2 separate regions of the Homo sapiens genome follow, and region 1 is linked to region 2. A link is a loop called in an ENCODE intact Hi-C map of the cell type or tissue named here. Cell type or tissue: Panc1. All regions are shown on one strand. Each heading gives the region's core, and the rest is flanking DNA. Links, peaks and the distances in the headings are about the cores only. Region 1 has its middle 110 kb from the start of GAPVD1. Region 2 overlaps HSPA5-DT (HSPA5 divergent transcript).

Evidence for each region. A loop is a pair of places that touch in the nucleus more often than their neighbours do. Peaks named below come from ENCODE experiments on the same cell type or tissue, not always from the same donor. Only the 100,000 strongest peaks of a DNase experiment are listed, where the experiment ranks them.
Region 1: a loop joins it to region 2, with 4 times the contacts of the local background. A loop is called at or near these places in 48 of 110 quality-filtered maps.

What each region holds. Positions count from the first base shown.
Region 1 is chr9:125,373,533-125,376,438 of GRCh38, reverse strand. No RefSeq gene overlaps it. Among named protein-coding and RNA genes, the nearest start is that of GAPVD1, 110 kb to the right of the region's middle. In Panc1, for the core only: a CTCF peak has its summit at 1,538 (motif pointing right); a DNase peak (open chromatin) is centred at 1,518; H3K4me3 peaks cover 474 bases; H3K27ac peaks cover 313 bases.
Region 2 is chr9:125,254,861-125,257,766 of GRCh38, reverse strand. It overlaps HSPA5-DT (HSPA5 divergent transcript), which reads right to left. Exons shown (of 3, transcript NR_186826.1): 3 at 696-803. Among named protein-coding and RNA genes, the nearest start is that of GAPVD1, 5.5 kb to the left of the region's middle. In Panc1, for the core only: a CTCF peak has its summit at 1,393; no DNase peak of the experiment used is centred there.

The DNA of each region.
Region 1 (2,906 bases), core at 324-2,823, 120 kb before region 2:
GATGCCGGCTGGGCACCAGGCTTCATGCTGGCACTACAGATGCCCGGGTGTCTGGCCCTGCCCTTGACGGACTCGAGTGCACATGGGAAGTAAACACCAGGATCAGGATAATAAGGACCTGCTGTGGGCACCATCCTCTACAGTTTGCTCCCCAGTTCACATGAGCCCTCACAATGCTGTGGGGCTGGTTTTGCAGAGGGCAGACAGGATCCCTCAGTAGCTAAAAGTACAGATTTGGGCATCCTCTAGACCTGGATTTGGATCCTGGCTCTGCCATGCATTTTCTATGTGGCTTTGAATAAACCCCTTTGCATGTCTGAGCCTCGGCTTCCTCATCTGTGAAGTGCAGCCCTTACAATGCCCACTACCAGGTGAAGGCTCTGTGACGTCATGTGGGAAGCGTCAGCCCCGGGCCTGCACACGGAGTCTCGCTGTCACCCAGGCTGGAGTGTGGTGGTGCAATCTCGGCTCACTGCAACCTCCACCCCCCAGGTTCAAGCGATTCTCCTGCCTCAGCCCCCCAGGTAGCTGAGATTATAGGTGCACGCCACCACACCAAGGCTAACTTTTGTGTTTCTTTTTTTTTTTTTTTTTTTTTCTGGAGATGGAGTTTCACTGTTGTTGCCGAGGCTGGAGTGCAATGGCGAGATCTCGGCTCACTGCAACCTTCACCCCCCGGGTTCAAGTGATTCTCTTGCCTCAGCCTCCCAAGTAGCTGGGTTTACAGGCACGCGCCACCATGCCCAGCTAATTTTGTATTTTTAGTAGAGATGGGGTTTCACCATGTTGGCCAGGCTGGTCTTGAACTCCTGACCTCAGGTGATCTGCCCGCCTCAGCCTCCCGAAGTGCTGAAATTACAGGTGTGAACCACCACCCGGCCTAACTTCTGTGTTTCTAGTAGAGACAGGGTTTCACCATGTTGGCCAGGCTGATCTCAACTCCTGACCTCAAGTGATCCGCCCGCCTTGGCCTCCCGAAGTGCTGGGATTACAGGCGTGAGCCACCATGCCAGGCCATGAAGAAGGTTTTGGAACTCGAGGCATGGCCATGACTAACAACACAGGCGCCTCCCCAGAGCACCTTCCCAGAGAATGGGACAGGTGGCTCCCACAGTTCTCAGGACTGTGTCCAGTGAGATCTTACAGTGTTGGCACCTGTGGGCTGGGCTCAGGTCACTGGCTGTGGCTCAGGGCTGTTGCTGCATCTGTAAGATTGGAATAATAACCTTGTCGTTGGGCTGCTAGAGAAAAGCTTTATATCGGGAATAATGATTATTTGCCACAACGCAGGGTGGGCAGAGAGGAACCTGGTGTGTCTGCCTCGGGGGGCCTGGGTGAATTCTGGGCTCCAGCCACAGCTGTCTCATGAAGGGCTTGGTGCAAGCCCATTCGGGGTCTGAGAGCCGATTCCCTGTTCAGGAGCCCCCTGCCCTCCTGGGCATCCTCGAAGGCGCCCCAAGGCTCCTCCAGAGAGGGCTGAGGGCTGCCTTTGCTCCTCCTTTTCAGCCAATGGTTTGTACCTGTCCTTGGCCACAAGATGTCACCCAAGGAACAGCAAAGCCGGGGCCTGGGAGGAAACTGGCCGACGGCAGACTCGCGGGGGAAGGGGTCGGGGATGGTGCGGAGAAGCCGCAGAGGCAGCGTGCTGCAGTGGCTGCAAATCTCGGGATTTCTAGCAGAACGGGGCGCTGTTGCCCTCAGAGGACGCCGATTTGTAGATGCCACCTAAAGATAATAAATTCGAAAATAATAAGTAAATAGGGACAAAAATCCCACCTTCCCAGAGTAAAATTAAACCCTGCTAGCCAGATAAAGGGCTGCAAACAGACAAGACACTTTGGTGTGATCAGGGCTGCAACCCAGGCAGGCACTGAGCTGGGCTCCAGGCATCCTCATCCCGGCCCTGTGCTTGGTGGGGTGGGAGCAGACACAGGAGAGGTGTGACCTGGTGTGGCACAGCCTCTGCCCCACCTAATTCTACCCACTGGAGATCAAGGGCTTTGGGGCACTCTGTCTTCCCAGAGGACGTGAAGAACTACCTGGCCCTGGACCACGACAGGGATAGTTCCTGTCCCAGCAGGGCCTGAATTTGGAAGGAAAAGATGGTGGAATCCCCGCCCTGAAGGGCTACTTTCTGCCTCTCATCCATCCCCATCTGCAAACATTAGGGACACCTGCCATTTGGAGGCATGCCCTCCCCTAGGAGCACAGGCTCCAGGGAGACACTGCTCTGGAGAGGGAGGGATGGGGGTGAGGCCTCACTGAGGAGGGAGGCAGGAGGGGGCACCTGGGGTTTTCCTCCAGAAGGGCCATCTGAGGCAGGAGGAAGGACTGTGGGGGAGGCAGTCAGATCTGGGCATCAGCAAAGGCTTAGAGGCCGGCAAAGGGCAGCACTTTGGGAAAGGTGATAGTTCTCAGTGGCTGGAGTGGGGCTGGCTGGAGGGGAAGGAGAAGGACCAGAGGCATGTGGCTGAAAAGGCAGGACAGAACCCAGGTAGAAAAGAGAAGATTTTAGGCAGAAGAGGAATCTGCTCAGACTTGATGAATTTTTTTGTTTGTTTGTTTTTGAGGTGGAGTTTTGCTCTTGTTGCCCGGGCTGGAGTGCAATGGCGTGATCTTGGCTCACTGCAACCTACGCCTCCCGGGTTCAAGTGATTCTCCTGCCTCAGCCTCTCGAGTAGCTGGGATTATAGGCATTCACCAACACGCCCAGCTAATTTTGTATTTTTAGTAGATACGGGGTTTCTCCATGTTGGTCAGGCTGGTCTCGAATTCCTGACCTCAGGTGATCCACCCACCTCGGCTTCCCAAATTTCTGGGATTACAGGTGTGAGCTACCGTGCCTGGCCAGACTTGATGAATTCTAAGGGCACCTAGGAGAAGGGGTGAGAGGGAGGCAGGGAGAC
Region 2 (2,906 bases), core at 274-2,773:
ATCTGCCCGCCTCGGCCTCCCAAAGTGCTGGGATTACAGGTGTGAGCTACTGCGCCAGCAAATTTTGTATTTTTAGTAGAGACGGGGTTTCTCCATGTTGGTCAGGCTGGTCTCGAACTCCCAACCTCAGGTGATCTGCCCACCTCAGCCTCCCAAAGTGCTGGAATTACAGGTGTGAGCCATCCATCAAGACCAAAAAGTAACATTGTTTAAGTTACAATACATCTACACTTAAGAAAGAAATATGAGAGTTAAGTGAGACCAAACCATACCAGAAAGAAAAACAGGCCATAAGAAATAAAGATTACAGAGAAAGAGGAAGACAAAAGGGAAGAAACAAGGACTTCACCTATGACATGATTTTATTTCAGCAGTCCCTAACCTTTTTGGCACCAGGGACTGGTTTTGTGGAAGACAGTTTTTCCAGGAAATGGTGGTAGGGGGTGGAGGAGGTCGGGGGGATGGTTTCGGGATGAAATTGTTACACCTCAGATAATTAGGCATTAGATTCCCATAAGGAGTGGACAACCTAGACCCCTTGCATACGCAGTTCACAATAGGGTTCGCACTCCTATGATAATCTAATGCCATTGCTGATCTGACAGGAGGCAGAGCTCAGGTGGTAATGCTCACTTACCCACCACTCACTTCATCCTGTGCTGCTCCATTCCTAACAAGCCACAGACGGGTACCAGTTCACGGCTCTGGGGTTGGAGACCCCGATTTATTTGGCACACAGTTTGGAAAGGAAAATGCTGTGAAATAGTAGTACACGCTTGACTGTGGAAAGATTAGGGCCACATCTGGAAGAGTCAAGCAAATTATAAACTAGGCAGTAAGTAAATACAGCAATAACATGAATAGAAATCATAATTTTACCATTAAAAAACTCTAAAATAGTTTTCATCGTTTATTTACTTTTTGAGACAGGATCTCGCTCTTTCACCCAGGCTAAAGCTCAGTGACACCATCACTGCTTACTGCAGCCTCAACCTCCCTGGCTCAAGCCATCCTCCCACTTCAGCCTCCAGAGTACCTGGAACTTCACACATGCGAAGTCCCTTCACTGTGCCTGGCTAATTTTTTTATTTTTTATACAGACAAGATCTCACTGTGTTGCCCAGGCTGGTCTCAAACTCCTGGACTCAAGTAATCTTCCTGCCTCGTCCTCCTAAAGTGCTGGGATTACAGGCAGGAACCACCACACCCAGCTTTTTTTTTTTTTTTTTAATTCTGAGACAGGGTCTCTCTCTGTCACCCAGGCTAGAGTGCAGTGATGTAATCACAGCCCACTGCAACCTCTACTTTCTGGGCAGGGCTCAAGCAATCCTCCTGCCTCAGCCTCCTGAGTACCTGGGATCATATGCACGCACCACCATGCCTGGCTAACTTTTTTATTTTTTGTAGAGATGAGGTTTTGCTGTGTTTCCCAGGTTAGAGCTCTAGGAATCCTGCAAGCAAAAAAATCCAGTAAGACCCAGGTGGTAGAAAGTATTCCTTAAAAAAATACTTTTCACTTTGGAGCAATTAATTTGTTCCCGTCATAGCCACAGTCCATGTTCTGGGTCATTGGTGGTCCTACACTGGCCCCCACTGGCAGGCTCAGAAATAATAATACTGAGATCCATGAAGCTGATGGAGCTTATGATTTAGGGCCCCTCACTTGCCTGGAGACTCTTCAAAGATCCTAGCAATGTATTCACAGTCATATGGCTTTGCAACATTTAGCAAGGAGTTAAAATTATCAGCTGGCCGAGTGCACTGGTTCTCACCTGTAATCCCAGCTATTCAAGATGCTGACTCAGGAGAATTGCTTGAGCCCAGGAGCTTGAAGCTACAGTGAGCTATGATTTTACCACTGCACTCCATCCTGGGCAAAAGAGCAAGACTTAGTCTCTAAAAAAATTTCTAAATAAAAAAATTTTAAAAAAAACCTGAGAAAACTGAAAATGAGGAAAGTGGCTCCTATAGAACAGGCTTATGAATCCTGCAACTCAAAGACTTCAGCCAAATGAAGTCTACTGTAATCCTTATTTTTCTACAAGTACCAGGGACATCCAAACTGATAGGAGCTGTAATTCTTTGTTGTTTTTTAGAGAGAGGGTCTCACTGTGTCACCCAGGCTGGAGTGCAGTGGCACAATCATAGCTAACTGCAACCTCAAACTCCTGGGCTCCAGTGATCTTCCTGCCTCATGCTCCCAAGTAGCTGGAACTAGAGGCACTCTCCATACACGTGGCTAATTTTTTAACTTTTTGTAGAGACAGGGTGTTGCTATGTTGCCCAGGCTGGTCTTGAACTCCTGGGCTCCAGCAATACTGATGGCTCACACTCCACACTGCTGGGATTACAGGTATGAACCACCATGTCTGGCCCAGGAGCTGTAATGTTAATGCAACATAAAAGTGGTATATTACAGCCGGGCGCGGCGGCTCACACCTGTAATCCCAGCACTTTGGGAGGCCGAGGCGGGCGGATCACGAGGTCAGGAGATCAAGACCATCCTGGCTAACACGGTGAAACCCCGTCTCTACTAAAAATACAAAAAATCAGCTGGGCGCGGTGGCGGGCGCCTGTAGTCCCAGCTACTCGGGAGGCTGAGGCGAGAGAATGGCGTGAACCCGGGAGGCGGAGTTTGCAATGAGCCGAGATCGCGCCACTGAACTCCAGCCTGGTCGATAGAGCAAGACTCCGTCTCAAAAAAAAAAAAAAAAGTGGTATATTACTTGTATTTGAATTTAACCCATCGTTCATTATAACATATGAAATATCTTACCTTGGCCGGGTACAGTGGCTCACGCCTGTAATCCCAGCAATTTGGGAGGCCAAGGCAGACAGATCACTTGAGGTCAGGAGTTCAAGAACAGCCTGGCCAACATGGTGAAACTCTGTCTCTACTAAAAATA